Linked DNA regions of Homo sapiens: all the other regions are linked to region 2. A link is a loop called in an ENCODE intact Hi-C map of the cell type or tissue named here. Cell type or tissue: PC-9. All regions are shown on one strand. Region 1 has its middle 52 kb from the start of LINC02501. Region 2 holds the start of PCDH7 (protocadherin 7). Region 3 has its middle 140 kb from the start of LINC02501. Region 4 overlaps PCDH7 (protocadherin 7).

Region 1 (8,000 bases), 740 kb before region 2:
ATGAATGTTTAATAATTTTTTTTTTTTTTAAAAAAAAACAGGAAGGTAAAAAACATAAGGGAATGGAGACTTGGAACATCAGGAAGTAGTGGGGAAGAATAAACTCTGAGTTCTGTGTGCTTCATCCAGTTGATATTGCTTAGACAAATACGATGCCTCATTTCCATGGCTGGATTTAGAGCCAGCCATGCCATAATGCCTGTCCATACATTTTAGGGAAGCAAAATTTATCTATGCACCTATAATCCAATTAAGCCACAAGTAAGGTTTAGAGGGAGAAAAATCCTTCTTATGAAGGCCTGTAAATGTGGCTTAGGAACGCTAGTAAGCCATTCAAAATGCTGGTTTATTTTTTTTTCTGCATAACAGTTTGAAGAAACGTAGAAAAGATCACAAATCATAAAGAGAAATAACAGTGTGCTGCCAAAAATTTCCCTCCAAAACTGTTCTTGACATTGATGGAGAAACTGTGTTTTATGTCTGTACATCACTGTATTTCTAGTAATAAACACAGTACCTGAAGTTCAATAGAAGAACACATTTGCAGTAAATGAATAGGTTAATTTTTATTTTAAATCTTTTGCATAAGATAATTTCACTGTGTGGTAGCCTTATTAAATGTAAACAGTGCTGATTTTAAGATAGCAAAAATCGGGCCATTCAAAGTGGTGCAGTAAAGAAGTGTGTATAGCAGCAATAATACAGCTATTATAAACCTGTATTTATTATTTATGTTCTTGTGAAAAGTACTATTAATAGACTATTACTAATAGATAGTGAACTATTCTAAGATCAAAAAAAGAATATTTATATATTTACATGACTGAGTTGCATGCAACTTTTCAATGAAATTTAGAAAGCATTCTATTACATTATTCTATTAAATTCTTACAGGAATCTCGTGCAATTAATATTATTTACTCCATTTCACAGTTGATAATACTAAGGCTCAGAGAAGTTACATATCATGTTTAATGTGACAGAACTTATAAATGATAGAAACACGATTCTAACGCAGGTCCATCTGTTGTCAAGCATAAGAAATCCTTAAAAGTCCCGTTTTTTGGATAAGCATGAAAATCACACACTCCCACACTTTAGCTTTCCCAAAGAAACTTCTTGGTTAGTGTAAATTCACAGACTTTCAATTAAACATTCGAAACACATTTTTTTTTGACATTTCTTTTCTGTATTTGGCATTACAAAAATAATCCGGGTTTAAAAAATTATTCACATATAAATAGAATGTGCTATTCCAAACTATTCCTAACTTAGGTTTCAGATACATGTCGCTACCACTGCAGAGATGAGAAACGCTTTAAGCAAACTTCCATGATTCTTGGGCAATGTTGGGTGAAAGCTAAATGGATGGATGGATGGATGGATGGATGGAAGAAAATGCATAATTGTTCGTAGTGTCTGGAAAAGGGTCATAAATGTGTTCTCCTTAATAAAATTTAGGATGAAGTTTATCACACTTACTACAAATAAAGAAAACAATTGTCTCTTTAAGAGGTCTCAGACTCTGGTTATTTGTTCTACTTTCAACAGCTGTGGCTACCAAATGAGAAATTTAATTTCCAATTGATAGAACTGACTTACTGAACTTGTTTTTCATATAAAGATATTTTCTGGAAACACAAAACTTTATCTTAAAATAATCTCCTTATTTTTCTTAAAGTCTGAGAGAAAAAGCAAGTATTTCTGGGGGAACATAATAGGAAATCTTCTATAGATAGCATCCTCAACAATAATGTCCTTTCATTATCATCTGCTAATTAACACACTGAATTTGTCTATCTTCATTAGAGTTATCACTTTTGAATTATCTGGAGAAAATCAAGTGGGAAATGTATACTATATATCTGAATTTGCTAATTAGATAATGATGTCTTTTCTTCCATGACATAATTGTTCTGGAAAAAAAAATCATTATTTATAAATTTGACACAGATATTTGAGCAAAGTGTAAAATCATTTTAATTTATGTATGTAAATAATCCATATCTATTAAAATTCAGCTTCTACCATGAATTGGCAAGTCCGGGTAATACTAACTTCAAATATAACCAAAATTTATCATTTCACATATACCCCACTACTAACTGAGACCAACACATCATCATTTCTTGCTGAGACTACTGAAAAAGCCTCCTAATTGGTGTCTCTGCTTCTCCCCGTGCCCATCTGCAGGTGTTCTTCCACACAGAGGTTAGATAGTTTCTTTGAAAATATGTCATATTCCTCTTCTCGCCCCAAAGCCTCTAACGGATTTCCAATTCACTCTAAGTTAAATCCAGAGTATCATAGATTACAAGCTTTAATGTGGACAGACTCCCGTCTAATACCTCTGACTTTGTGTCCTACTCCTGTCAAGTATAACATGGCTGGACATTAGTTAAAGCAAGCGGTGAAAATCGACTTTATTCATTAGCTACTGACAGTGGAGGGAAGAGCTGAGCTCCATTCCAATTTGTGCAGAGGTGACTGAGCATTTAAAGGGTTAATCAAAACGTATGCAGGGACAAGAACTGAGTCAGGGAAGTGAACAGTTACAAAAAGCAGGGACGAGGGGTTGGTTGAGTGAAATCCATCTGGATTTGCTAATTGGCATGCATTGAAGTTAGGCTTGTATCCTGCCATCTCACAGAGGCAGGGAGACAGGAGCTCTCGCTTCAGATGTTAGCTCAAACAAATAGTAAATTCTTTAGGTAGCCTTGACTTTTCTCAGGCAGGCATTTTAATGGGGGTGATGTGGGGCTGGTGAACAGGAGTGATCCTAGGGACAAAGCCTTGAACTATTATAAACCTGAGCTATTATAATAGCTTTGAGCTATTATAAATGTTAGTGTTTGTTCAGGTCTTTACAAGCCAAGTAAAGGTCTTTACCAGATCTTTACTAGGCTTTGTTGAGAAGAGGGGTCAGAGGAGGCTGGCTAGAGTTTGGTGAAGGACAGGATCTTTGTCACTGCTCTTATTACTATGCTGTTGCACCCACACTGGCATCCTGCTGTCCCTGGAATATGCCAAGCACACATCTTTGCCTAGGGTGCTTTCATGAGGGCACTTGTTCTTTCTTCCACCTAGATTGCTCTACTCACAGATAACTATGCAGCTTTTCTTCACTCTCATTAAAGTCTCTGCTTATTTTTAAACTTCTCAAGTAGGTGCCTTCACTATGACAGGATCATACCTTTGCTTATATTTTTACTTTTATGGTGAACTTTTAACACCCCACCACTACCTTAACCCATATTCGAAGCAGGCTAGTTTCTTTTCACAAAGGAGATCTATTCATACTCTTCTCCCTTACTCTCTCACCCTCTCTTCTTCTCCAGATAGCATGAGTATCTTATGACTAGAATAAATATTTTATTTTGGATTGACAAATGATAATTGTATATATTTGTGGGGTACATAGTGATGCTTTGATACATACAATGTATAGTAATCAGATCAGATTAATTAGCTTATCCATCATCTCAAACATTTATCATTTCTTTGTGTTGGGAAGGTTCATACTCCTTCTAGCTATTTGAAACTGTATAATATATTACAGTTAAGTATTGTCATTCTATAATGGTATCAAACACCAGAACTTATTCCTCCTATCTAGCTGTAATTTTGTAAGTTTTATATATTGTAAATTCTAATATCACCACATTTGTGTCTTTCTTAGCACATTAGTCACTGAGGAAATTTTTCATTAATTTGGAATTTTATCCAATTAAAATTTGCTTTATTTTTCTCATGTAAAAGTCTGTAAGAATCTGACCTTAACTGATGTTTTTCTCATAGAGCCGCAGTACATAACTGACTCGACATGTTTTTAAAAAATTTATTAATGGCTACTAAGTCTAAATTATATTGTAAAATTATAATATTTACAAAATACTAATCAAACTTTCATCTCTTGGCTCAAATTGGGATGCAGGCTCAGGAAGAATAAAAGGTTATATAAGTGGATGTGGGCATGTATGAATATACTGAAACATGTTCTGGTCCTCTAAGAAAAAGGGGTGTTGTGGCTTAATTGTGTCTCATTCATCCTCTTTAAATGTAGCTAAGAAAATATCCTATTTTAAAGGGTACATATGTAAACTAACAAAGTGTTAACAAAGCAGTTTACAGATTTAGTTCTATTCAATAACTAAACAACAAAAACATAAAATGGTTCTGATTTCCATCATTTACTTTGAAAGGCAATGACTCCCTGAGGATCAGTCATCTTGCAACTTGTTACCTTGATTTTCCCCACTGGACAAACAACAACAGCAACAAAAAATGCCATTATGCCATGATAATTGGCCACTCCTGTCTTATCAAATTAATTCTAGTATGTGCCTGAGGTATTTTCACACTTTTCCTTTTCTCAGCCAATAGAAGGCATATGTAGATGTTTGCCTAAAATAGGCAGTAAGTAGTACATCTAGAGAAATAAGTGGGGCATTGTATAGAACTAGAATAAGAAAAATAGGGAAGAAGAACTTTCTGTTTTTATTTTTCAAATTAACTCTTAGTGGTATTAAAACCCATGAATACATTCTAATACTGTAAGGTTACATGTGCCTTAAATGGTTCCCAAATGAATATAACATTAACAAACAGAAATGCTTTAAAATTGATCAGAATGTGCAGTCAACCAGTTCTTACACTTCATATATTTGATTTAAAACCTCACCTAAGACACAAGGAAAGGAGACAAGAGCCTGTCATTGCAGCTAAAGCATGGAGTTTGGCCTGATCTTATACATTAATGTAGGATAGAAAATTAATTTCCCTGACAACCCAGCACAGCAAGACGGAAATGCAGCAGCACAGCCAGGGAAAGATGATGGCCTCTGTTTTGGTGGTCTTGCCCAATTTCTTCCATTGTTATCATTTACATACTTTTACAGTGGGAGCAAGCACCAACTCTAGAGTTTGCTGTGTGACCTTAGGCAAATTACTTAATCTTGCTGTGCTTCTACTTCTACATTTGTAAAACAGGAATAATAGCATTAAAGTAGCTCCCTCTTATCCACAGGGGATATATTCCAAGACCCTCAATCTATGCCTGAAACCAGGGATAGAACCAAACTCTCTCTATATTATTGTTTTCTACAAATATATACTTATGACAAAGATGAATTTATAAATTAGTCACAGTGAGAGATTAATGAAAATAACTAATAATAAAAATAGAATATAACAATATACTTTAATAAAAATTATGTGAAAATGGTCTCTCTCCTTCTCTTTCTCTCCCTCAATATTTTGTGGTACTATATATCAACCTATTTTGAACCATGGTTGACCAACAGTAACTAAACCCACAGAAAGTAAAACTACAGACAAGGGGGAACTACTGCATATTACAAAATAATAAATATGTTATATTAGTGACCTAAATTTCACCTTAAGAAAAAAGGAAAAAAGAGCAATCTAAACTCAAAGCAAGCAAGCAAAAAAAAAAAAAGGAAATAAAAAGACTAGAAAAGAAATAAATGAAATTGAGGATAGAATAAAAGAAAATTTGATAAAAACAAGTTGTTTTTTAAGAAATCAGCAAAATTGACAAAAAGACTTGTTAAGTCTTTTATCTAGACTTACCAATAAAAAAAGAGAGATGAATCAAACTATAAAAACCACAACTAAATGAGGTGTCTATCAATTTCACAAAATATAAACGACTACAAAGGGCCAGGTGTGGTGGCTTATGCCTATAATATCAGCACTTTGGGAGGCTAAGGTGGGTGGATCACTTGAGGTCAGGAGTTTGAGACCAGCCTGGCCAACATGGTGAAACCCTGTCTCTATTATAATAAAAATTTAAAAATAGGTGTGGTGGCACATGCCTCAAGTCCCAGCTACTCAGGAGGCTGAGGCATGAGAATCGCTTGAACCTTGGAGGCAGAGGTTTCAGTGAGCTAAGATTTTGCCACTGGAAAAAAAAAACAACAAAAAACTATAGGGGATGTATTCATTCGTTTTCTCACTGCTATAAAGAAATGCCTGAGATGGAATAATTTATATACAAAAGAGGTTCAATTGGCTCATAGTTCTGCAGGCTGTATAGGAACACATAGCAGCTTCTGTTTCTGGGAAGGCCTCAGGAAGAAGCTTCCATGGTGGAAGGCAAAAGGGGAGCAAGGCATCTCACATGGCAGGAGCAGAGGTGGAGAGGTGGTAGGGGAGATGCCACAAACTTTTAGATGACCAGCGCTCATGAAAACTCAGGAAAACTTGCTATTGCTAGGACAGTGTCAAGAGGAGATGGTTCTAAACCATTCATGAGAAATCAGCCTCCATAATCCAGCCACCTCCTATCAGGCCCCACCTCCAACATTGGGGATTACAATTCAACATGAGATTTTGGGGGGACACAGATCCAAACCATATCAGAGAATAATATAAGCAATCGTATGTCAATAAATTAGATAATGTAAATGAAATGGACAAATTTTTATAAAGACACAAATTATTAAAACACCAAGAGAAAGTATAGAAAATCTGAATAGGCCTATACAAGTTAAGAGACTGAATTATTAATCTAAAACCTTTCACGAAGAAAAGCCCTGATGCAGATGCTTTCCCTGGCGAGTTCTACAAACTTCCAACCTCATTCTAAGAGGCCTGTATTACCCAGACACCAAAACCAGACAAAAATATTGTAAGAAATTTTCAGACCAATATCTCTTTGAATAAAATGACCAAAATCACCAACAAAATACCTACAAACTGAAGCTAGCAACATATTAAAAGGATTATACACCTCAACCAAATGAGACATTTTCTGGGAATGCAAGGTTGGTTTAACACACACACACACACACACACACACACACACACACACCACACACACACACACACACACACACTAACAGTGTAATATACCATATTATATTATAAAGGGCAAAAAACCATAAGATTATATCCCTAGGCATAGGAAAAGTATTTTGCAAAATCCAATACACTTTCATTACATAATCTCCCAATAAATTAAGACAAGACAGGAACTTTTTCAACTTTATACAGGACTTAAAAACAAATCCACAGCCAATATCACGGTTAATGGTTAAAGACTGAATACTTTCTATGATCAGGAACAAGGCAAAAATGTCTGCTCTTGCAAATTCTATATGAATGTCATAAAGTTTACAGGCAGGGAAATTTGGAAAACAAAATTAAAAATAAAGATTGAGTATCCCTTATCCAAAATGTATGGTACCAGAAATTCTTTGGATTTGGGATTTTTTGAATTTTGGAATATGTGCATATATGTAATGAGATCTCTTGGGGATGGAACCCAAGTCTAAACATGAACTTCATTTGTGTTTTATATATACTTTATACACAGAGGCTGGAGGTAATTTTATACAATATTTAAATAATTTTGTGCATGAAACAAAGTTTACATACATTGAACCAACAGAAAACAATGGTGTCACTGTCTCTGCCACTCACACAGTCTGTGGTTGTTTGGCGTCACTATCATTCCTGAGTTTGAGTTCATATGTTACCATAAGCAATTATTTTCTTACACCTATTCACACTTAAGTACTTAACAGTAAAAAAATGTGGCATACCATTAACATAGTGACACAATAGAGTGTTCAAAATAACTAAGCAGCACAGTAGCATCACAGATTAGGGACGCTCAACCTGTAAAAGGTTTTGAGATTGGAAAGGAAGAAGTATAACTATCTCAAGTCACAGATGACAAGTTATTATATATAAAAATTATAACCTACATAAAACTACTATTAGACTCACAAATATTACTATTAGGACTAAGAAATAAGTTCCACAAGGTGACAGGATACAAGATCACTATACAAAAATTAACTTTATTTCTCTATAGTCACAGTAAAAATTCTGAAAACTAAATTGAGAAAACAATGCCTTGTACAATAGTACCAAAAAAATGAAAAAAGGAAGAAATTTAACAAAAGAGGTGCAAGACTTGTATATTGAAAATGATAAAACATTATTGATATAAACTAAACAAGATCTAAATA
Region 2 (8,000 bases):
CTGTCGGAAGGGGCCAGAACCGCTCCGGCAGACGGGCAGTGGGGCTGGGAAGAGGTGGGGAATGAGCCTGCAGCCTCCCCCGCCTGCCAGCCCGCTGGTCTTTGCTGCTACTCGAGTTGAGTCCAATTCACGTTCCAGGCACTCACTCCAAACCCAGGCTCTGCTCCGGCTCCGGCCACCCAGACAAACGTGAGTCGCTTCCTGCACCAGGCGCTGGGGCCAGCAACAAGCCAGTCTCAACTCCGACTCTGCTCATGCAGCGGGGGAGCCAGTCAACAGATCGAGAATGAAAAATCCCCCGGCACGTCGCTTCGGGCACGGTGCAGGGGAGACTACTCGCGTCACAGAGCGGTCAGTGTCAGGGTCCCCCCGGCGCGCCAAAGAGAAGCCCGAGCCATCTTCAGAGACGCCCAGAGTCAGTCCCTTCTCACCCCGGAGAGCGCGGGTTTCTCTTTTTTCTTAACAACTCTGCGCAAGGTCATTAGTCACGAAGCAGCCGCCTGAAACCGCAGCAGCCTTTCGCCCACGGGGGCGAAGGCTGAGCAGTGCGCACCGTGCGGTGCCCAAGTTTGGGTTCGCAGCCGCAGAGTCCGTGCCTTTTCTCACCTGCATTCGGCCCGCATGTCGGAGCAGTGGGATCTGCAGCGCTGTGCGCGATTCAGGGAGGAGATTGCAGCCTCTCTCTCCCCGCTCTCTCTCGATCCCTCCCCTCCCTCCCTCCCTTTCTCTCTCCTCCCTCCTCTCTCTCCTCCCTCCTCTCCTTTCCCCTTTCCCCCTCTCCCACTCGCTCTCTTGCACGCTCTCTCTCCTTCCCAATGCAGGGAACTCAAGCTGAACTTGATCCCTTTGCAGTTCAAAGGTGAGCAAACCAGGCTCGGAGCACAGGCGACGTTAGCCGGCGAAAGCGCACGGCCGGGCGTCCCCAACGGCAATTAACAAAGATGCCCAATTCTGTCTGGATTTCCGAAGAAAAGCCAAAGGCTTTCGGGCGGGGGTGGAGGGGGAGGTGGAGTCAGAGACAGCTGCCAAGTAGCTTAAAAAAAAAAATCCAGTTTGCCAAGGGGAGAAAAAGTGTCAGTCGGTTGTGGCCTCGGAAGTGCCCTGGCACGGCTGGTGAATTCCGCAGTTGTCTCGTCCCTTTTCGCGTCTGGGAGAGTCTGGTGCGGGCGCTCCCGCCGCCCCTCGGGCTGCAGCGGCTCGGAGACACTGAACCGCTAGTGGGAATCTCCCGTTCGCTACCCGCGAGCAGGAAACCCGCAAGTTGCCCAAAGTGGTGGTTGCTGCTGGGTGCTCGCTCGCTCACGGATCAGGCTTGTCCCTGACGCTGCTGCTGCAGCGGCGGCGGCAGTAGCAGCCGAGCCGCCGAAACTACACACTAGGAGAGAGCGAGGGAGGAGGGCCCGGGATAAGGAGGCGGGAGGGAGCGTCAGCCAGCCGCCGCGCTCGGGAAAGCCCAGCCTCAGCTCCAGGGGCCGCTCAAAGTGTGCCCAATCCCAGCCAGTCCTCTTTAAGCCAAAGCCCAGTCCCCCTCCCTAGCGAGTACCGCCGTCTTCTCTGGGGGACTTGTTTTCCCTCCCTCGGGCTGGTAAATTTCCTCCTCCCTTGACTAATGCCCAGTTCACGCGTGAGAGCTTTCGGAGCTGGTGTCAGGATAGGTTTCTCCTTCTCCCTCCCTCTCAGACGACGTCCTCCTCCCCCCGGAAAGTGTCTCCGGTTCGCGATTTAGGATCTTGGTTAGGACATGGTTATCGGGGTCCTGGGGAACCTACGAGCGCCCAGAAAGCCACTCTGTTCTGAAAAACCATGACGGGCTGCAGTAGTGAAGAGAGAACATCAAACTCCAGAGAGCTGGAGAAAGATCCTTTTTTGGGAGCTCAGACTTTGGATGGTTGCGGGGGGCAGGGGCGGCGGTGGGTGGAGGGTGAAGGATGTCTGTCTTTGTTTAAATGCTTGACATTCCTGTCGTCGTGCTTGCTTGCGGGGGTAGACCGTGTGTGCGCGCCTGGGGAATAAACACATGTTGGAAACCTCGATATTATTTTCTGAGCAGAAACCTGCAGCCTTTAGTAACTGGCAAAGTGTAGCGTCACCTATCTGGATAAAAGGGAAATAAACTTTAATGGCAACTTTGTGTACCAAAGTGTCCCCAGCTTTCCCATCTCTCCTTTTGACTTTGTGTCCCTTGACTGTCCCTATTTCCTGAAGCAAGGCTTCTCCAATTTTCATTCACGACCACCGCAGCCGGCCTCATCAGATCTCAGGTCTGGTTGTGTTTTTGAACTGAGCCATTTACTCATTTATTTCAGTGGCTGTAAACGAAGAGGCCCGGCTAGGATTAAGACGACTGAGACGGACTGTAGGTATTTGGGGAGAATTTTTACCATCTCGAAAGAGAGAAAGGGCCGCTGCTGGGATTTGCTTAGTCTTCAGCTCGCCTGACGTATCCATACACATTTAAGGGCCTCCCCTCAAAGAAAAATTTAAAGCCGAAAAAATAAAATCTGTCCAGTGTGGGTATTCTTTACGAGACCTGGGTGACGAGGCAGAATGATTTAAACAAGACAAACACCAATAAAGTCAACGAGCAGATGTAGCGCGCGGTTGTTTGGGCGGGCGCAGGAACAGGAATGAGGAGGGAGAGGCGGCAGAGATTTCCAAGCTCTCCCTACAGGGGATCGTAGATGCCCGTTGGATGGAAGTGTGTCTAAGTGTGTGTCAGGGAGCTGGCGAGTATTTTCCAGTCTGTGAAAGTAGCATCACCCCAGGGGTGGTGGCTCCTCCTCCGAGGCCAGGGCAGGGAACCCGGCCTTCCCGCTAACCCTCCCGCTGCTGGCACCCGAACCTCTCAGCTCTGTATCTGCAGCATCAGCGAGAAAAGCCCCGCGCGCAGGCTCAGTGCGCACCGCCGCAGTCTCGAGCCGGGGGCGGGGGTGGGCTCCGCAGCGCCTTCGCGGCCGGCTAAGTGGCAGTAAAGCCAAATCCCTCTTACATTTGGCAAGAACCCGGGTTTATCGGAACGCCTGCCTCTCTCCAAACCTCCGACCCTGGTTCCCCTTTTTCCCAGGTTGGAGGCAAATGGGAGAAGCCGTCTCCACTCCGCGGCCTTGCGCCGTGCATTCCGATGCGCGGCAATATGGTGCAGTGCACTCACTCCCCTCATCGCCTTACTAAGATTTTGCAAACTTCAGGCAGCCGCTTGGGCAGAAACGTTGTGCACTCCCTCTTCCCTCTCCAGACCATAAACTTGAATAAGCCTCTCCGCATCTTCAAAGCATTTGCTCGCGGCTCTGGCGCGCACTCTCCAGGCGCACACTTGAGCGGGGCGCGAAGGAGTGGGCGGCTTTTCCTCAGCGCGCTGCACATTTCTTCCCGGATGACTAGGGAGTTGCAGCGCGTCCTTCACAGTGGAGTGGTTTCCTCTTTGCGAGCGGGAGGAAGTCTCCAGCCCGCCCTCCTCACTCTCATTCCTACCAACTTCGCGGCGGAGCCAAGCCAGCGTGGGAAATGGGTCCGACGTGTGCTGCATGGAGAACAGCGAGGACAGACTGCGGGGGCCAAGAAGCCTGCTGGCTTTGCTCCCACCCCCATCAGTCCCAGGCTCCGACCTTTCTGCCAGAGCAGCAAAGAAGTGGCGGCGGCTTTGCCCTGCAGCGCCGTTCTGGGCAAGCAAAGGAAATGGGCGGGGTAGGGGTACGGGGGAGGTGAGAGGAGCCCTCGGGGCGCCCTTGCGGCGGCTGGAGCTCCCAGTCCTCTTCCGCCCCCTCTCTAGGGGCTGACACTCTCTCCTCTCGCCGGCGCAGAGGATGAATGAAGAGAGAAGCAGTTTCTCCCACCCCCGCCCCATTTCCGCAGTCTTAGAGCCAGTGTCACAAGTGCTCAGCAATTTCATTAAATGGAACCGGGAGACTTAATCCCCCCCGGTACCAGACCTCACCGAGGGAATGTGATATCCGGCTTCGCTCCCACCCACCAACCCCCCCCCCCCCCCCCCCCCGGCTTCTCAGACCCGAGGCTGCATTTATCTACTCAACCTGAGAGGAAAGGGTTCAGAAGGAAATGGGATCGAAAGTGTAACCGCCTGCAATAAATTAAAGAGCCTGCTGCTGCTGCTGCTGCTGCTGCTGCTGCTGCTGCTTTGGCGGCCAGAACTGGAGAGAGAAAATGAGATCAGTGCCCTAAAGCTTGCATCGATCAGAGTGATTAGACGTCATCGCATGTAGGAAGCAAAATGTTTGAGGGAATGTTGAAATGGAGATTTCTGTTTTTTCTTTAGTGGCTTTTTAAAAAAGAACAATAAAAGGAAATACCCCTTTGAAATCAAGATGTAAAAAATGAAATTGATTAAAATATAAATATCATCCCGTGCTAATATGCATTTAATAAAACCTTGACAAACGATTCATTTTCTGTGCCAGAAATCTTACCCTAAACTTAAAATATTCAGTAGATTTTTTTTTTTTAATTTACCTACTAACCTCGCTTGCTTAAACCTGTTTTGCCGTTAAGAAATTTCAGTGGCTGAACTGAAAAATAGCATTCAGGGTCCCTGATGTAGTTCAAGCCTCAAGAAAAGACAGTAAGAGAAGTAACTACAACAAAAGTTTATGGTTAAGAATACAAAGTAGATGCTGGAGATGTGATCTCAGGGGGCCTTTCATTTATAATAGACGCTGTATTCACAATAATATGAGAAAAAGGTTAAATACAGTAAACACGATAGCCAGTTCTGGAAAGATAAAAACAGTTTGACAGAAAAGGAGAAAGTAACTCAAGAACTCCACCAAGGGACAAACAGAGGAAATGACACTCGGATATCTCTAAATCCATTGACCTTTCATCTTTTTAAAAAGGGTCTTCTATCTGTAGACGTGTTTTCTAGGCCTTTATGATCAACCATTTCTCTAACCCCTTTCGCTAAATTTGATACTTCAGTCTTCCTTTTCTAAATAATTACTACAAACGATTGTCCTTTAAACATATATTACTTGAAAGAGTAAACATATCTGTGCATAACTATTCCAAGTATGATTCTGATCCTTGAGACTCTGAGAAACTTTAGATATATTTTACAGCCTTAAATCCATGCTTGTAGTATTAACATGTTTAGTAGACTGAAATGACTAAATTATTCATTGCAATAACAGCCTTTTTGATAGACATTAAAACTCATCAGTTTAAATAAGGAAACCACAGATTTCCTTTTAAGCAGGTAATAACTGCTTGCATCAGTGGTTATTTAATTGGTTTCTAGCCAAGACATAGAATAAGTTGTGCTGTTTAAATCAAGAAATCATATGCAAAGCTATATTTTACAGTGTATCTATAAAAGAAGCACACAGAAACTAAACTAAGTTGATTCATACTATCTACTGGATAACTATAAACATTTCCACAAGGCCGATATGAAAATCTCATTTACAAAAAAAAAAAAAAAAAGAAGAAGCTTTGAAAAATAAAATTTTAAGTGTTTATTAGCTCACACGCTGTCTGGTTTTCAGATTTCAATAGAGTGTTTTAGGTTTTAAAATAACACAGAATAAATGATTTTTACCTTAAGTTTAGCACATATTGACAGTTGATTTTTTATTCATTTTCTAAAGGTTTACATGCCAAAATATGTGCAATATAGCAGAGATTTACAAGTCATGACACACATAAAAAGATCCAGTCAGTGACTATAACTGGCATTTGTCTTTTACTTACAAGATCATTAGTTTATGAATTTTTTCAACTTTACATTAATTTTCATACATTTACAAAAATGTAAGTTGGGGGCACACAGTATTTTATAAAATCTGGATTACTTCTGGGAAAAAGACCCTTGATAGGTTAAAAGCAGTACATCCTATTATTTAGGGTCATCTGAAGCTATCTCCTTTCACTATTGATGGTAAAATTAGACCTACCAATGCCCTTTGCAGTACGAACTTGGGAGATTTGCATATTTTTACTATCGTGGCAGGATATATCAAATACTGCTGTGGATAATGACCTCTAAGCTAGATAACATGTTAAGGATTTGGGGGAGAAATTTCATTATAATTGCTTGGACAAATTTAATTCCCAAACAAATGACCTTGCTTATAACAAGAATGGTTGAAAATTATGTATTAGCTTTAGAAGTTTTAGCACCTGGCTGTGTCGACCTAGCTAGGCCACTTCTTATGTTCATTCTGAATAACAGGCGGTAGAAAACTTTATTCAAACAAATTTGATTGATTGTAATTAGGAAATACATAATGTGGGATGTTTCTAGAATGAGAAATATAAGAAATTTGACTATTTCAGCAGCAATGAATTTTCTAACGACAGATGCTGATACTTATAGGGCAGTCATTGAGAACTTTCCCCAAGTATTTCTGACTGTGGCTTCTGGGCCTAACATGGAATTGTACCTCTTGGCCCCCTTGTGGCTAGATGAGGCCATTAACCAGTTCCGGGCAGCCCTAAGTGGAAGAGGAATTTCACTTCCCTGGGAAATACGGGTGCTGGTATGTAGTCATTGTTCAACTCTGTATAAGTCAGACTGGTTGTGAATTTGACTTAGGACCAATACTTGAAGAATTCAGTAAACTTCAGGCTGACATTGATTTGGGAAAGTGGTAGTACCTTTTCGATACCCATTTCAGTGCTTTTAAAATAAATCATCCATGTAAAGCTGAATTAAGAAGCATATCAAAGTAGATAATATGGGTTCAACAATACATCCCTATAAATCAGCAGGTGTGGTGTGCTATCCAGTCACAGAGAGAAATACAATTCCATTCACAAGACAAGTTCTTCATAAAGCTACACACATTTGTATCTGGTGATTTTTAACACTATCAAACTGTTTAGTTAATATTTTTTCTAGTAACTGGTACAGAATTTGACACTCTGAACAGGACTCTTTATAAAGTATTGTTGACTCACAGTGGGATGGAAAGATAAGCATGATTCTTTGTATGTATGTTTTTTTTTTTCTTTCAGTTCTTTTTATTTCTTGGTTTGGTTGTGTAACTGATTCTCAATATTGTCTGCAAATGATTGGATAAAAAAATTGCAAAAATATAAATACAAGCTTGGAATTTGAGTAACATAGGTATAAAATAGTAAGTGTTTTGACACATTATTAAACTAACAGCACTGATTACTAACAGTATATGTTATCCAGATCTTTCTGTTCCTTAGTGATTCTTTACCTCTCTTTCCAGATGTTAGATTATGTCTGCCTGATCATGTCTGCCAATTTGGAAGGAAGGAATAGTCCTTAACCCTGCCTTTTCAGTGATATCTAATATAAAGCTTCTCTTTTTCATCTAATACCTAGGCAGCATTGTGCTTTTTTTTTTTTTTTTAGATGGAGTCTTTTTCTGTCACCCTAGCTGGGATACAGTGGCTCACTGCAACTTCTGCCTCCTGGGTTCAAGCGATTCTCCTGCCTCAGCCTTCTGAGTAGCTGGGACTACAGGGGCGCACCACCACACCCAGCTAATTTTTGTATTTTTAGTAGAGATGGGGTTTCACCATGTTGGACAGGATGGTCTTGAGCTCTTGACCTCATGATCCACCTGCATCGGCCTCCCAAAGTGCTGGGATTACGGGCGTGAGCCAACACTGCACCTGGCCACATTTTTTTAAATAAAATATATTTAAAATATAAGAGAGAGGTTAAGAGCAAAATATGCCGAACTGAAAAAGGTATCACTGAAACTAAAGCCATGCCCTTGTTTCTATTTTATTTTCTCCTATGAAACGGTATTTTCTAAAGGTCTATAAATGAAAATTGCTTTGAACTAACAAAAGTTCTTCTCTGCAGGCATCCTGGCAATTGTTTCCCAGTTCCAGAATTACCCTCCTGGCCAGACTGATTGTGATGCCAATGAGGCTCGAGCTTTCAGGGTCTCTTACTTGTACCAGCTTCTTCCAAGACCTTGAAGTTGTGGTGCAGTGAGGGAGTGTTTGCACAGTTATGAGTTTGATATTTGCAAGAGTAAGAATTTTAACTACGATAGGTTAAG
Region 3 (8,000 bases), 650 kb before region 2:
ACAAATTCTTGTGGTTAAAAATGTAACCACACCTAGTAGAATGGTGAAAATGCAAAACACTGACAACACTAAATGCTGGTGATAACGTGGAGCAACAGGAATGCTCATTCATTGCTGGATGAAATGTAAAGTAGTATAGCCATTTTGGAAGACAGTTTGGCAGTTTCTTATGAAATTAAATGTACTCTACTATCCAGTCACCACACTCCTGGGTATTTATAAAAATAAGTTGAAATTTGTGTCCACAAAAAATCCTGCATGTGGATGTTTATAGCAACTTGTTCATAATTGCCAAAACTTGAAGGTGACCAAGATGTCTTTCAGTAGGTGAATGGACAAACTGTGCTACATCTGGACAATGAAATATTATTCTCTGACAAAAAGAAATGAGCTTTCAAGCACAAAGACACATGGTGGAAAACTTCAAAGCATATTGCACAGTGAAAGAAACCAATTTGAAAAGTCTGCATACTGTGTGATTCCAAATATATGACATTCTGGGAAAGACAAAACTATGGAAATGGTAAAAAGTTCCGTGCTCTTCAGAGGTCAGAAGGGAAAGAAGAATGAATTGGCAGTGCACAGAGGATTTGGGGGGCAGTGAAACTATTCTGTATACTACTACAATGGTGAAGACATGTTATTGTACATTTGTCAAAATCCATAGAATAAACAGTAAGAGTAAACCCTAATGTAAACTATGGACTTTGGGTGATGATGATGTGTCCATCTGGGTTCATTAATCATAACAACCGTACCACTCTGGTGGGGTTTGTCGACAGTTGGGGAGGCTCTGTGTGTGTTCAGAGGACCAAGGAACTCTCTGTATTGCCTGCCTCTCAATTTTGCTGTGAACTTAAAAATGCTCTAAAAATTAAAATTTGTTAAAAAAAAAACGATCTCACTTGATTATGGTATTTTTATGTCAAGAAATTGTTACTATTTCTTCTTGCAACTAATAGCCTGTGTAGCACATTTCTATATGATGGACCACTTAGTTCATATAATACAAAAATGAACCAATAATTTAATAAGTTAATTAAGACTCAGATATTTCAATTTCCAAAACAAACTACCAAAAAAAAAAGGTACTACAATCAGTTGTTTCAATAAACTGACTAAATCAAGTAAAGTATTTCATTGTGTATTCTCACTAGATAAGTCATTCATTATCTCTTGACTCATAATTTAAGCAAGAATGTAATCTTAACAAACAGCATTTTTTTATTTAGCATCAGACATCAGTATAGGTGATAGTCTCCATTATTCCATTTATTCAACAAAAATTTTTCAAGCACCAAATCTGTATTGGCAAACTTTTTCTGTGAAGGGCTAAAGAAGAAATATATTTAAGCTCTGCAACCCATATGATTTCTGTCACAACTACTCACTTCTGCCATTGTAGTGCAAAAAATAATCATAGACAATAATTAATAAATGGGCATGGCTGGGTTCCAATAAAGTGTTATTTACAAAAACTGGCAGTAGGAGAAAGTAGGCCTGTGGGGCTTTAATTTGCCAACTCCTGGTCTAGACAATAGGGATACGAATTTTCAAGTAATTGCCTTTAAATATTTAGAGCCTCATGAAGGAAACATATGCTTACATTTCATTGTTTTAACTGTTATTTTATGAAATCGGGAAGGAGGAAGTTTTAACCAAAGAAAGGAAATGTACAAGCAAAACATTTTTTTCTCAAACATCCTGGGTGAAAAGTGGCTTATCACAGTGCAAGTTGCTATTTTCTTAATTATTTGGAATCTCAAAAGAAGATCTGTCTTTGTCCTACATGTTATCCAGGAACGTATGGGGCTACAGATGATACTCATTATAAACTCACCCACTCACCTCCTACTTTCATAACAACTTGTGGTAGAGATATATCAGAAGACATGAAGAAACGATGTGAGAGGGAATTCATAATTATTATACTCTGCTAAGACCACCCACCGCAGAAAGCAAAACTGACGATTGAAAAGTGAGAAAGTTGCAAAACACAACAACAATGAGGCCTAGAGTTAAACAACAGTTAAGAGAGAAGAGTCCTTGATATACTCCAGGGGAAAACTCAACAGATTATCGTATGCTGTGCCTCAAGAGTCTTTGAGGAAACAATAAGGTTTTTGCTTCCCAAATTTGGTTCTGCTAATTTTCTTAAATGTGCTGGTCTGTAGATTTCCTGGAATAAAAATAGTCAAAATGCTTCAGAGTCAGATGACCTGTTAAAAGCAGACTGCATAATTTGTTGAAGATTTGAATAAGATTCAGAGCACTATGCATTTATGCAACACTGGCTGTTTATCTGTGAGTAATAGTTCTTGTGGGGGATACAAAAAAGTAATAATTCAGTTTCTGGAAACTTTAAGTTGGGAATATAGGATACAGACATATTAGCAATTAAATAACATAACCCACTGATATGGTTTGGCTGTGTGTGTCCCCACCCAAATCTCACGTTGAACTGTAGCTCCCATAATCCTCATGTGTCGTGGGAGGGACCTAGTGGGAGGTAATTGAATCACGGGGGTGGGTCTTTCCCCACCCTGTTCTCGTCATAGTGAATAAGTCTTATGAGATCTGATGGTTTTATAAAGGGAAGTTCCTCTTCGCAAGCTCTCTCGCCTGTTGCCATATAAGACTTGATTTTCTCCTCATTCGCCTTCTGCCATTATTGTGAGACTTCCCTAGCCATGTGGAACTGTGTGTGAGTCAATTAAAACTCTTTATAAATTACCCAGTCTCAGGTATTAGCAGCGTGAGAACAGACTAATACACCCACAAAGCCTGTATTCTAGAATATTTTCTCAGATGTAATGATACAATTATACAAATCAAGAAAATAGAAAAATTAAGTATCATTTCAATATAATTTTTGAAAGCCCAATTGGCAATTAAGTTTGAAAGTAAGAATATTTATAGCGTTCAGTAGAGGAACTCAAATGAAAATGAGAAAATATCTCATAATTTTGAGTTCAAGAATTTTCTGTTTCCCTATTTTACTAATTTATTGATTATGTTGTGTCCAATAAAACCCTAAACTTCACTTCTTTGTGTTCTTTCTGTGGTTTCCCACCCAGGTGCACATTGAATGCCTTACTGTTTTTACCACCATCTTGTGGTAAGATAAGGTAACTGCATGTAAACTCACTGAACATAACGTAAGTGGCAGATGAAGGCACTCACACCACATCCCCTTTGTGACAATGTGCCTGACAGTCAGTACACCTTTCAGGAACTTAGTACCTTACAAAAGCAGACATGGTGATAAACCTTATAAGTGAGAGGCTCAAAGAGGATTTTATAAGTGGAGTTGATTTTGTTTAATGCTGATTTTATATATACAATCAGTATTTTGAGGATACATATATATTCCCAAACATCTTCTGAAATAAGAGTGCCTATAAAGCTGTTTTATGTTTGCTTCTTTTTAAACACAGGAGGTCTCTTTCTCTTGAAGGGGATGAAGAGAGAAATCTCACTCTAACTGTGGCTAAATCGTGAAGGGACCCAACATAGATTGGTGATAAATAAGCAGAATAAAACAAAGACAAAGCAGAGGTTCGCAACTGGCTTGCAAAACAGTTAATCAAAATCAATGACTTCTGCTACTAAGAACCAAGAAAACATTGTTCTGTGGTTTTTAAGAGGAATCTTTAGCCAATGCAACCAGGTAGGAAGTCATAGGATGCTCCATAATACATGCCTATGGATACTATTCATTAAAAAAATAAAATAAAAATTAAGATAGAATACGTAGTCTTAAAATTAAAAAAGTCGATATTAATCTGAAATGGCAATGATAATAAAATACTACAGGAAACACTTTTTATTTTTATTTATTTATTTATTTTTCCGAGACCGAGTCTTCCTCTGTAGCCCAGGCTGGAGTGCAGTGCCGTGATCTTGGCTCACTGCAACCTCCACCTCCCAGATTCAAGCAATTCTCCTGCCTCAGCCTCCTGAGTAGCTGGGATTACAGGCGCATGCCACCATGCCCGGCTAATTTTTTTTTTTTTTTTGTATTTTTGGTAGAGATGGAGTTTCACCATGTTGGCCAGGCTGGTCTGGACCTCCTGACCTCACAATCCACCTGCCTCGGCCTCCCAAAGTGCTGAGATTACAGGGGTGAGCCACCACGCCTGGCCAGGAAACACTGTTAAGAACAAGATTGCCTTATGTTAGCGTCTTCCTGCTGGCAAACAGTCAGAACGGCAGGTACTGGCGTCTAGGTGGTGTTGCGTACACTCATACCACATACAAGTTCATTGATAGAACTGTGTTACCCATGAGAAGATACTGATTAAGATGGAGAATCAGTGTTATTGTAAATAAATTAACATGTGTGTAAAACATAAAAGCATAAAACATAAGCTCCAAAAACCACTTTAGAAATAATTTCATCTAGTCCTCTCATATTTCAAATAAAAAATTCAGAGGAGGTAAATTCTACTTAACTTTTTCAGTCTCAACATTTGGACTGATCAAATGTATGAGTATTTGCCAACCTAACAAGAGAGAATTGCTGTTCCATCTGTGACCCCATTGGGCTTTATGGTCCTTGTCTCTTGTATTGTAGTTAGCTTTAGATATAACTCAGATGTCAGTTGTTTTCTCATTTTCATACTCTTTCATTTATTCCATCTGTTTCTGTTCTCACTTCTATCTAGGTACAGCATTCCATAATGCTTTCAATTGTCTTTGGATAATTTATTCACACACACGCAAAAATATATTAGTGAGCAATATTCACTGCATTAATTCAGTTAACAAATATTTATTTGGCATCCACTAAGTGCCAACCACTGCTTTAGATGCTGGGGATAAAAACAAACAAACAAAAAGTCATGAGCTTTGCCCTGATGGAAATTATAATGGAGGAGAAAGACTAATGGAATAATCAAGAAGTTAAACCCATAAAAAATTATTCTAATGGAGAAGTACACACATTTTCAATGAGGATAATTAATGTGGTCAGAGGAAGCAAAAAATGCTTCCTTGAGAAATGAAGATTTAGCTAAGATCCAAGGAAATGAGTCCAACTTAACAATTTTAAGAAAGAGCTGATGTATATGTTGGAATAATCCATAGTTTGACGGAAAAACTGAAAGATGACTTAAAGACAGTGAATGGAAATGAATAAAGTGTAATAAATTCTCAATGAAACATTATATAGCAGTCAAAATGAATGATCTACAGCTATCTGCAGGAATGTGAATGGGCTTTATTAATATATTATTTAGTTAAAAACAATTATTCCCGTACAGAAAATTCTTCTTTGTTTCTTTTCACACCACATTAAAAGTGTAAAAATCATGATTAGCTCACTGGCTATAAAAGGACAGTCCTCAGGCCAGATTTGACCAACAAGTACAACACACACACACACACACACACACACACACACACACACACACTAAGTTTTATGATAGTGGCTACCTCTGGTTGCTGGAGTTGATAAATGGCGGGATGGGGAATGAGCTCATTAAGATGTAAGATGCATTCGTGTTCTAAATCCTGAGTTAGATAATGGATTAGAAAAAGCTTACTATGTTAAAGATTAAAAAATATAAAAACGGAGGACTATTCATGAACCAAAAATGATGATGTATTAAAAACCAGAGTTCAAATAAAAAAATTCAGTTGCATGCATTTAAGATCCAACATCCAACAACAACAAAAGAGAACAGAGAGAGAGAGAGAGAGAGAGAGAGAGAGAGAGGAAAAAACTAAAACATGGAGCAGCAAAATGGTGCTTGTTGAGGTTGGGGATTTTTTAGGCCAAATTTTCAATGGCTAACGTAGGTCTTTATTTACTTGTTTGTTTCTTTGTTTATTTATTTATTTAAAAATATTCACCTTGAATTCTCTTTATTGAAGGGTGGGAATGGGGTGGAGTGGGAGTGACATGGCCAAGTTAGCTTTTCCATAAAATTATTCCACTGTAGTGTGGAAACTCTTCAGAAGGAGACAAAAGTAAGTATTTACTCACCAAATATATACTCACAAGAGACTGTAGAAAAGTTCTGGGTAGAGTTGATAGTATCTGAGCCAAGGTAATTGTTGTGGAAATAGAAAGAATCTGGCTGATTTTAAAAACACATAAAAGGTAATAGATAAAATTTAGAAATGAATGTGACTGTTTGGATATGGACCTTGGGGCCTCAAAGATTTCATGAAGGACTATTACATTTACGGCGATTACAAAATTAGATACTTGGTAATGCCATTCTCTGAGACATAAAATGGTGCCAGAGAACTAAGTTTAGGGAGTAGATTATTTATTCATCAATTTACTCCACATTTACTAAATTTTGATTTGTGAAGCACAGCTGTGTTAAGTACTAAGATAGTAGAGTAAAGCAAATTTTCAAGTTCCCTGTTTTCATAGAGCTTACATTTTAGTGAGAGCACACAGACCAGAAATAAGTATGCAAACAAATAAATTGTTTAGATTATACCATTTTGTAGAGGAAATAAAACACCATGATGACATAGGGAACAGTGGAGGCAAGGAAGCTATTTTAAGCAGGGGGTTGGCAGGTGATTTCTCCAGAATGACGTAGCAGAGACTGGAATGGCAAAGTCAAGAGTTTTGTTTTAGATGTCTTCTGCTTAAGGTACCTTTGAGGAACCCAAGTAGAGACTAATGGAATAATCAAGAATGAGCAGCTAAAGGAGACAAAAAAGTCAGAGAAGAGATCTACAACCTCTGCAGAGGAGAAGAAGGGGAGATTAATCTCTTACATCCCATAATATATAGGTTTAATTTGTATACATGCTTTCTCTTTCTGTCTGTATCCCCAAGATAAGGCTGCAAGATTTAGCAAATAGAAATACTGAATGCTCAGTTAAATTTGATTTTAGTGAAACAGGGAATTTATTGATTGATTAACTGATTGTTTGATACCCATGCACTATTAGAGACATATAAAAATATTCATGTTTTATCTGAAACTCCAATTTACCTGGACATCCTATATTTTACCTAGCAACCCTATCACAAAAAGCACTTAGCACTACTAACTTCTCCCTTCCTCCTCTCTTCCTTCCTCCTGTCTCCTTCATTTTTCTCCTGATCTCTTTCCTTCCTCTTTCATCCCCTTTCTTATTCCCAGATTTTCCACAGGGGACTTCAAAATCCTTCCTCCTTCATCTTACAGAGTAATTCAGTTCTTCCATTTTCTGCCTTTTCTAGTATATCCCATGCCTCCCAATCAGAACACTGATTATAACCAAGACTAGACAGATATGGGCTGACCTACGTGAGAAGGCAAGTTGAAGGCCACAGCACACATTTACACATGGATAGGTGCTGGTGTCAATAAACTGTCAGTAGGTGAAGCGCAAGAACTCCATCTCGGATTTTGTCCATATTCCCTATATGTAAATATAGGAGGCACTTGACCATATTTTTCAAATGACAAAAGGCAAGGTTTGATCGGCTTAAAGTTGTAAGCTACTAAACATGTTACTGGCAACATTTTAGTAGAAACTTCATTTTTCTCCTTTTTCTGTCGAGAGGTTTAATATGAATAGTAGAAAGCAACAATAATAACAACTAATGTTTATTAGCTAATTACTACTTATGAGGCATTATATTAAACATTTCCTATGTATTACCTTAAAAGTTCCTTTTAACTTTAACAATGTATGATTCGTTGGCACAGCATGGTCTCAGATACGACAGAGTCTGAGGAAAATTTAGAGATACTTTAATTAATAATGAGATGCAATTAAATAATAATGTCTAAACATTTCCAGGGGAAAAAAAGGTGTTGAAGTATGATGATCATCATAGAGACAAGAAATATTACTAGAAAAGGTTTCAGCAATTTGCAATCTTCTCTCTATTAATTCCCAAACTGGTTGAGCACAGCTTCAACAATGTGTCATGCCTCAACAATTTGTTTGCATGAGAATCATTCACAGACCTAACATTTCATTTGGTGTGACTACAACGTGTGTGGTTGGTTGAGTAAAGTCACAAGCTACACAGATAT
Region 4 (8,000 bases), 370 kb before region 2:
GAGCAGACTTCAGCTAAACTGTACAATTTTTTTTTGTTTGTTTATGTGTTTCCTATCAGTGGTATCTGGACGAAGGGCAGGTTTTTGCTAATGCTCTCCCCAGTTCCATTTGCCTCTAACAGATGCTATGAAACTGCTCCCAGTCCCACTGCTGGATGTGCCTTGCTGATTTGCTTCTGTTGATCACAAATGCTTTCTGTTATCTCAGTGTGACCTGTCTGTGATTCTGCAGTATAAACTAAAACATTCCTTACTATGAAAATAAAACATTTCTCCTTACAATCCATTGTGAATTTTTTTTTTAGTCTTTAAGATATGCTTTGTCCATTTGCAGCCTTTCACGGATTTGTTATAAGATGTCCTTATGTAATAGCCAGTAAGTAATAGTCATAGAGCAATCTGTCATTTTAATGCAAAAATCTAAATGGATGGGGGTTCAGCTTTCTACTAGGACGTCTGGAATGTTTCTGTTCTAGAGATTGTTGCAGAGATCTGCACAAATACAAATATTTGGTCCTGAAGATGCTATTGGTTTTCACAACTTCATTTACTGAGAGATTTCAAGAGGGTGGAATCATCACCATGTTTTCTCTTGAGTAATGGTAATTTACAAATGGTTTTCACGTATTTTATTTCACTCAATTTTTCTTAGGATATCAAAGAGGCAAGTGTTATGATCAGTATTTTGAGGATGTGGAAATTGTACAGATGGAAGTTACAGCAGGTTCCCAAAGACAGTGATAGAGCCTTGAATGCATGTCTTCCAAAAACATGTCCACCATAAAGTTGAGTAAAATGGAAGGTAAAGATCGCTTACAAATTCCAGTTATTAAGTGATGAAACACTCACACTACACTGATAAAAATTTATAATCAACTTCTATATTATATTGTGATCTTTTATTTTATTTACAGTAGGCTTTCCCATATTTAATTTCACTTAATCCTCAAAAAAAGATAGAGGAAAGAAGTGACGCTTTGGCTCATGTGGTTGCCTTTCAACGTATAACTTCTCCAAGATCCAAGAATTATTAAATTGATTATAGGAGAAACCAAAGATGACTTGCAATGTAGTGGATATACTTGCACTGATGCTTTTAAGAAAAGCTTACGTTTAAGTTTTAAGTTAACAAATGTCTTTTTCAAGTAATGTGTGTGTGTGTGTGGAAAATTCACTGCACCTTGCACTTTATTTCTATAAATTCAAAATAAGGCTGTAGAAAACAAATATGGGCCTTATGTTGTTCAAGAAAATCCTAGCTCTGTATGGTATTCTACTGCCTCAAGAAATGGACTCAGAGATGTATATTTTTAAAGAACACAAAAAAGTAGAAAGAAGGCTGTAAGTCATTTTCTCCCTACCAAATTTCATTATGCTTCTTCTTAAACAGGAGTAATGCAAACAACAGAATTTACCTTTTGACTACTGCTTACAGCAAGAGGGAAGCAAACAGTGCTGTTATTGATACCCCTTAAACTATAATGAAATAAATGTAATGAAAATGGATGTTCTTGCTATTTTTTAGTTGTCATACAGCTCTTATTTTAGGAAATTCAAAATAATTCCTTGTGGTTTACAATAAACACCATTCTATCCTGTTTAAAAACCAGGCAATATCTGAGGGAAATAAGGATACATCATCCATGTGCCCATCACTGGACCACAGATTCCCTACTGCACATTATCTGTGCACATTATTCATTGGTGGATAGATGCAGACGCACACTCTTAATACAGAAGTGGGACAGCCTGGTTCAGACAAAGCTTTAAAATGGTCATTCACAGATACAAGATAAATGACAGAATGCAATATTTTCGTCTATATAAAGACAAAATTGTGTACTAGAACTGGACCAGTCTCTGGTAGAAAGTGGAAATTGCTCCCACACATTTCCATCCAGTCATAGAAATGAGAACAAACTAAGCATAAAGTGGTGATTGCTTTGAAACATTATCAGTGCAAATGGCCAAACAACTTGGAGAGATAGGAAAGGTCAATGTAATTAGATTTAGAGAGGCTGGTCCCTCTCTAGGTCTCTAGTTTATTCAACCGATTTATAAAATGAACTTTGAATAATTAGAGGCTCTTAAATTGCATCTATAGGTTGCCTGTATTAAACTGGAATTCCTGGAAATGTATGCAGAATTGTGTGCAAAATCGTGATTCTGGGCAAATGTGTAATTTTCCAGCAAAAAGGTCTTTAACCCCCACCATATTCACAAAGCATCTCATAACCTCACATCAGTTAAGAACCATTGGTCTAGATGATCTCTAGGAGCCCTTTCAATGGTAATATTCTGAGATTTTAATACAACAAATAGTTTCAGAGAAATGTAACCCATTCTCTCTGGAGAATAAAAATGTTATCGCTGCTGATAGGTTAGAATCTGATCTTATGTTTGTAGCTTTTTCTAATTCCTCAGTTTTTCCTTCCCCAACGTCTATCCCTAGCAGGTTCTTTGAATTTCATTTATTATTTCAACTTCATAGCTAACAAAGATAAAGATTTTGACATTTACCTTTTATATTTATACGGAAGAGAATAATCTCATTTCTTAGAGATAGAAATACGTACATTTTAGACTATGTATATATAGAAAATATTTGTTGATTACTTTTCTTATTCATAAGAAAATCCTATTGCACATCAACATTGTACCAGGCACTTCTTCAAACAGGGAATTAGGCAATTTCTCAAAATGTAAAATATATGGAAAATCTAAACACGTGCGTGGGGGAAGAATAGCTACTCCATCAGACAAGAAATTACTCAGACGACCACCAGAATGGAAATCATCGTACTTCAGATTGAGCTTGATTATGATTTCACAATTCAACTATTAAAAATACTCCTAATTTTTCATTTCCTTTAATCATGCAAGCATTTAGCTCTACTCTTTAATTATATAAATCCACAATCTCACTCCCTATGTTTCTAAGTTGTAAAATTCTTGAGTTAAGTGGAAACTTTATTCACAAATGTCAAAGTGGAGTGAGAATTATATATTTTTATGTATAATTACATATTATGCTTTGGTTCAGTAAATGTTCCTCACAATAACTGATAGAAGATTAGTGGGAATTAAACTAGGATATAAAATTCTTTTTCATCAAATTCATTTTTATGCTATCCTTTTCATCTTGCAATACATAATAGTATGGTTCATTCAAAATACAGACCTTAAACCAATTATTGATTAATAAAAGTTTGAAAAATCACTGTAAATCCAGGTGATATTTAGGATAACTTAAGTAATTCAATTTTCCACATTAATCTGTTTTCATTTTATTAATATCACAGGAAGGAATTCAAGTTCCTTTTCAAATTAAAAAGTATATTTTCTCATTTTTTATATTTTAATATATTTCTATAAAAGTTCACAAATCAAATCAATAAGCATATATACATATATATGTCATGTAGCTATTTTAATATCTTTTACAGGTAAGAAGTATATGAATGCTAAAAATGCACACTTTAAAGCTAATTTAAGTTATGCATCTGATATTTTCCATTGATATTCTTAATAGGTTTGGATGCATCTATCAGTCAGTGAAGGCATTTCATTATTTCCCATGGTGGGTCATAACTCCTCAGCAAGCTCTGAAACTTACCTTTAGGTTTTGGTGACAGGATATAATAAAGACATGTCCAGAAAAGTTTTTGGAGAAGGAAAGTCTAAAAAATGAACTGGGCTAGAAATGAATGTTGAAAATGACTAATCATTATCTCACTCAAAATACTCATTATATTGAGACAAATTATTAATGTACTTCATCAAGTGTTTTTCATAAAGTTGCTTTTAACTACAACAGTTTTGTATCTTTAAAAAATGTAGATACATCATGAGCTTTGAGGAGGCATAAAAATGCATCTAAATAACACTTTTCATAGGTATTCTGTAATGGAGACATGGAGTTAAACTATTGACTTAAGCATTAGTCAATACATTTTAGAACAGAAAAAAATAGTCAAGAAATATCTTTAAAAAATACTATGCTTCTCATCAATTTGTGAACTTCAAAGATTAAAAAACAATGATCAAAATATATGAAAGTTGATGTTGAGTTATAGAGGAAGAAAAATATTTTTGGCATCCTTAGATTATATATCCGAATTAGTGAAACTGCAAATATTCTTTGTGATTGAATTACCTTTTTACAAATATTTGTTTGCATGTATATTAAAGACAGTTTACAAGGTTTTTGTGGGGAAAGAATTCCTTTTTCAATGGTTAGAAAGAATGAGTAAGGCCTAGTATTTGCTAGCACAACAGGGTGACTATAGTCAAATAATTTATTTGAACATTTTAAAATAACTAAGAGCATAATTGGATTGTTTGTAACACAAAGGATAAATGCCGTAGGTGACGGATAATCCATTTACCCAGATGTGAGTATTATGCACTGCATGCCTGTATCAAAATATCTCATGTACCTCATAAATGTATACATCTACTATGTACCCACAAAAATTAAAAATAAACATTTTCTAAAAAAAGAATTCCTTTTTTTTCATAAAGTCTTTCAGAACCATGTATACATTTAATGCTTGCACACTTCCAAGGATCCTCTCTCATTAGGCCTACTTGGCATAGGTACAATGACCTGAATAAGCTATAAACTGGCAGGTTATTCCTGAAGGCCAGTTCTCATAGCCTGCTGACTTGGCATTTGGCCACCGAAATCAAAGGAGAGAAAGGGGTGATGACTTGTGGTTTGCCTATGTACACGACATCTGAGTCAGGTGTTTCTTAATCACATCTTTAAGGGTAATTATTAGGTCAAATTACATCTGACAAGCCACTCTAAAAATCTTACTAAGTTATCTGGGGCCTGTAAAAGAAAATTAGCAAATGTACTCGACGGAAATGTTTGAAAGCTAAAATGCTGAGCTCATTAACAGAGCTGATTTTGCGGATTTTTCCTTGTCGTAATACTTCGAGAGTTAGTTGATGGTTCTCTGAATATAATGTTACTTCTCCATTACCTAAAGTTACTATTCAAAGAGCATCACTAAGTAAAATTGTGGGGAAAAAATGAAAATTGTTACAGGGAGCTTTTATAAATGGCTTTAGAAATTCTCAAGTAAGAAAACATACGTAAATATGTCACTATTCTGAATTTAGCCTTAATATTTCTACACTGGGAATTTAATATTAAAACATGGTTATGATTTAAACTCTTTTTGATATTTTATATCTATATAAACAGCATCTAATATACAGCATTTTATATACAGCATCTAATATAGCACTTTTCAGTACAGAGATTAATTTACAATCTTACCCAGCTTCACACAAAAGTAATGCCAAGAAAAATTAAAAAAATAAGAAAAAAATTTTCTTGGCATTTTATATTTTGGTAAAGTATCCAAAAATCCTTAAACTGTTAAAATAGCAGGGTGGCCTTTAAAAGGCATATGTGTTTTTTCTGTATTTATTACAAATTCTTTTTCTATTCCTAAAATATATTATATTATGTTCATTGTAAACTGTAACATTTTTATGGTTTATAATATAAACATAATGTTTTGAAGACATAGTCCAATTATACCTACTGGTATGTAATTTGGCCAACTTTTGCCAATAACACAATGTCCCTGCAGTGTGGTCATTTTCAGTATGAGAGGTGATGAATGGCCAGAAACTCACTTATCTAAAGCAAACAAGTGGTGCTCTTAGCTATTTTCTGACTGAGTCAGAATTAGAAGATAGCATGCCTGAAACAGTCAAAAAATGTAGTGCAAACACACCATATTAGGAAGTAAAGATAGAATACCTAAAGTGTAAGATATTTTTAGGTGTTACACATGATATACTGTAACATGTAATTAAAATAATTAAAGCATAAAAACATATTTTAACATTATTATTGAAAACATTTAAGATTCTTGGAGCTTTTATTACACTCTACTACGTAGGTGAAAAGAATTACGGTTACTTATTTTTAAAAGATGACTCATAATTTGATTACATTAAAAAACGGCAGAAATAGATACAGAAATTCTAAGAGAGCAGATGCACTTGTTTGACATTTTTAAAAAAACAAATACACTCTTTTAAAAGACTCAGCAATAATGTTTTTAGGCAAAATCACAATATAAGATGTTCTCTTCATTGCTAGTTTTGGTAATTATTACTGATATGTTTGACTTATGTATGTTTTACCAGTGGTAGTTGAAATTATAAAGGCCATTAAATAATAACTCTTGCCTTCACGAGGCCTAGGAGAGAGAAGGTGTATACAAATACAACACAAAGCAAAATTTATGACGTATGAGATATAAAGAAAGGCCCAGGGAAAGCCAAGGGAAAAGTGACTAAACTTTCTCTAAGTAGTTGTTTTATAAATTCAAGTTCACCCAAATAACTATGCTGCTCTTCACGTAGCTTGTAATCTGTTGATAGAAGTATTAACAGGATAACAGGACACCTAAAGTCATATACATCTCCCAAAATTAACAGAAAATTAACAGAAGCAAACAGAAGCAATTCTATTATCCTCTAAATAGATAATAACAATGTCCCCAATGGATGCTCTGTGTAAACATGTGAGACAAATAATCTCATTATGAATGTCTACTATGGGCCTAAAAACACACATTCAAAAGGTACCATGGCTTTTTGAATAAACAATATAGCAAAGTAGATAGAAACAGAATCTGGAGAAAGGGTTCCAATTTCGAATCAATTTACTAACTGAGTGATTTTTGGCATTACACCTAAAATACCTGCCTTAGTTTCCTTACAAAAACAATTAGAGATCCTAACTGCATCTACTCCTTAGAATTGTTATAAGAATTAAATGAGTTAATAAATAAAAGCATTTAAAGGAGTGCTTTTATTGTATGATCATTATATTTCTTCCCTTAACTACTTATTGAGCACCTACTACATGTTAATAATGATTATATCCCACTATTAATATGTGATGCTCCAGAAAACTAAAGTATAGAACTTTCCAAAGTAAAAATAAAATGTTTTAATGTAATTCGTCTGAATGCAAAAACGGCGACAAGATGAAATTCTGAATTAATCGACATTTTAGTTCCCTTCATATTGGTTTCCATGTTTTCTCAATGTGTGCAATTAAAGGAATGGAGGTCCTTTCACTAACAGCTGTGTATCCACTATTATTTCTCCTACTGTGTCATTGTTCCTGCCCACCATTCTATGTCTCTTCTCATTAACACAGATCCTTTCCATGTCAACAACTATCTATCTCTAGATACCAGACTGGTTCCCTAAAAAAGATGCAGGTCCATTCTAGTAAAGGTATTATTTTAATGTACAGAAAAACATGGTTTTTCTGAGAATATCAGATCCAAATATAAACGCATAGCATTGTATTTGAGTTTTTCCTTAAGAATAGTATCATTCATCAACCTTTTCATATAAATCTTCCTACTGAATATCACACAGCCATCATTCTATTATCTTTATAAAACATAATGAATGACAGGGAACACAATGAATTCCAAGTGTGAAAAAAAGGTGCAGACACCACAATGAGTAAAAAGATTTTGATCTACCCATAGCTAGCAGTTGACGTACTGATGTAGAAATTATTCGAACAGGGTGACTACCTGCTGTATGTTTATTTACTACCACCATCGTGAACCATGCCATGTAATTAATCACACTCCACACTAGCAGTAAGAGAACTTGCTCCCCACAATGCAGAGAACAGTTATTTGCCTCTCTCTCACTTCACCTTTCTGCAACTCTATTGTGATTTTGTTTCCAGAAAGGCTTCTGTCCCTGCTGTTTGGGGAAATGTATCTATAATGTCTTGATCCAAGAATTTCATATTCAACAGATGGTATTCTTGGCTATGTATTCACTGTGGTTTCTCTGAGCAGAGCTGAGTGCTTAATATTGCTTGTTCTCTGCCAATCAACTCTTAGTCTACAAGTGAATTTTGATCAAATATGTATTATTCCTTGTGCTTTTGCTCTGACCCTTTGGAATTCTGATCTTTATCTGGCATAAGCTGT

What was found. A loop is a pair of places that touch in the nucleus more often than their neighbours do. Peaks named below come from ENCODE experiments on the same cell type or tissue, not always from the same donor. Only the 100,000 strongest peaks of a DNase experiment are listed, where the experiment ranks them.
Region 1: it touches region 2 in a loop (3-fold over the local background); 2 of 110 quality-filtered maps call a loop at or near these places.
Region 3: it touches region 2 in a loop (7-fold over the local background); 17 of 110 quality-filtered maps call a loop at or near these places.
Region 4: it touches region 2 in a loop (17-fold over the local background); 14 of 110 quality-filtered maps call a loop at or near these places.

Annotation. Positions count from the first base shown.
Region 1 is chr4:31,450,762-31,458,761 of GRCh38, reverse strand. No RefSeq gene overlaps it. Among named protein-coding and RNA genes, the nearest start is that of LINC02501, 52 kb to the left of the region's middle. In PC-9, no CTCF peak of the experiment used is centred here; no DNase peak of the experiment used is centred here.
Region 2 is chr4:30,713,029-30,721,028 of GRCh38, reverse strand. It overlaps PCDH7 (protocadherin 7), which reads right to left and starts at 660. Exons shown (of 3, transcript NM_001173523.2): 1 at 1-660. LOC124900844 reads left to right here and starts at 1,908. Exons shown (of 1, transcript XM_047416545.1): 1 at 1,908-4,398. The coding sequence starts at 3,122. The coding sequence ends at 3,688. In PC-9, CTCF peaks have their summits at 2,085, 4,732, 6,189, 6,388 (motif pointing left) and 1 weaker place; DNase peaks (open chromatin) are centred at 788, 1,558, 3,368, 3,788 and 1 weaker place; H3K4me3 peaks cover 4,876 bases; H3K27ac peaks cover 4,587 bases.
Region 3 is chr4:31,366,169-31,374,168 of GRCh38, reverse strand. No RefSeq gene overlaps it. Among named protein-coding and RNA genes, the nearest start is that of LINC02501, 140 kb to the left of the region's middle. In PC-9, CTCF peaks have their summits at 2,927 and 3,129 (motif pointing left); no DNase peak of the experiment used is centred here.
Region 4 is chr4:31,086,758-31,094,757 of GRCh38, reverse strand. The region is part of intron 2 of PCDH7 (protocadherin 7); the gene reads right to left. Among named protein-coding and RNA genes, the nearest start is that of LINC02497, 80 kb to the left of the region's middle. In PC-9, no CTCF peak of the experiment used is centred here; DNase peaks (open chromatin) are centred at 4,707 and 5,687; H3K4me3 peaks cover 1,099 bases; H3K27ac peaks cover 2,221 bases.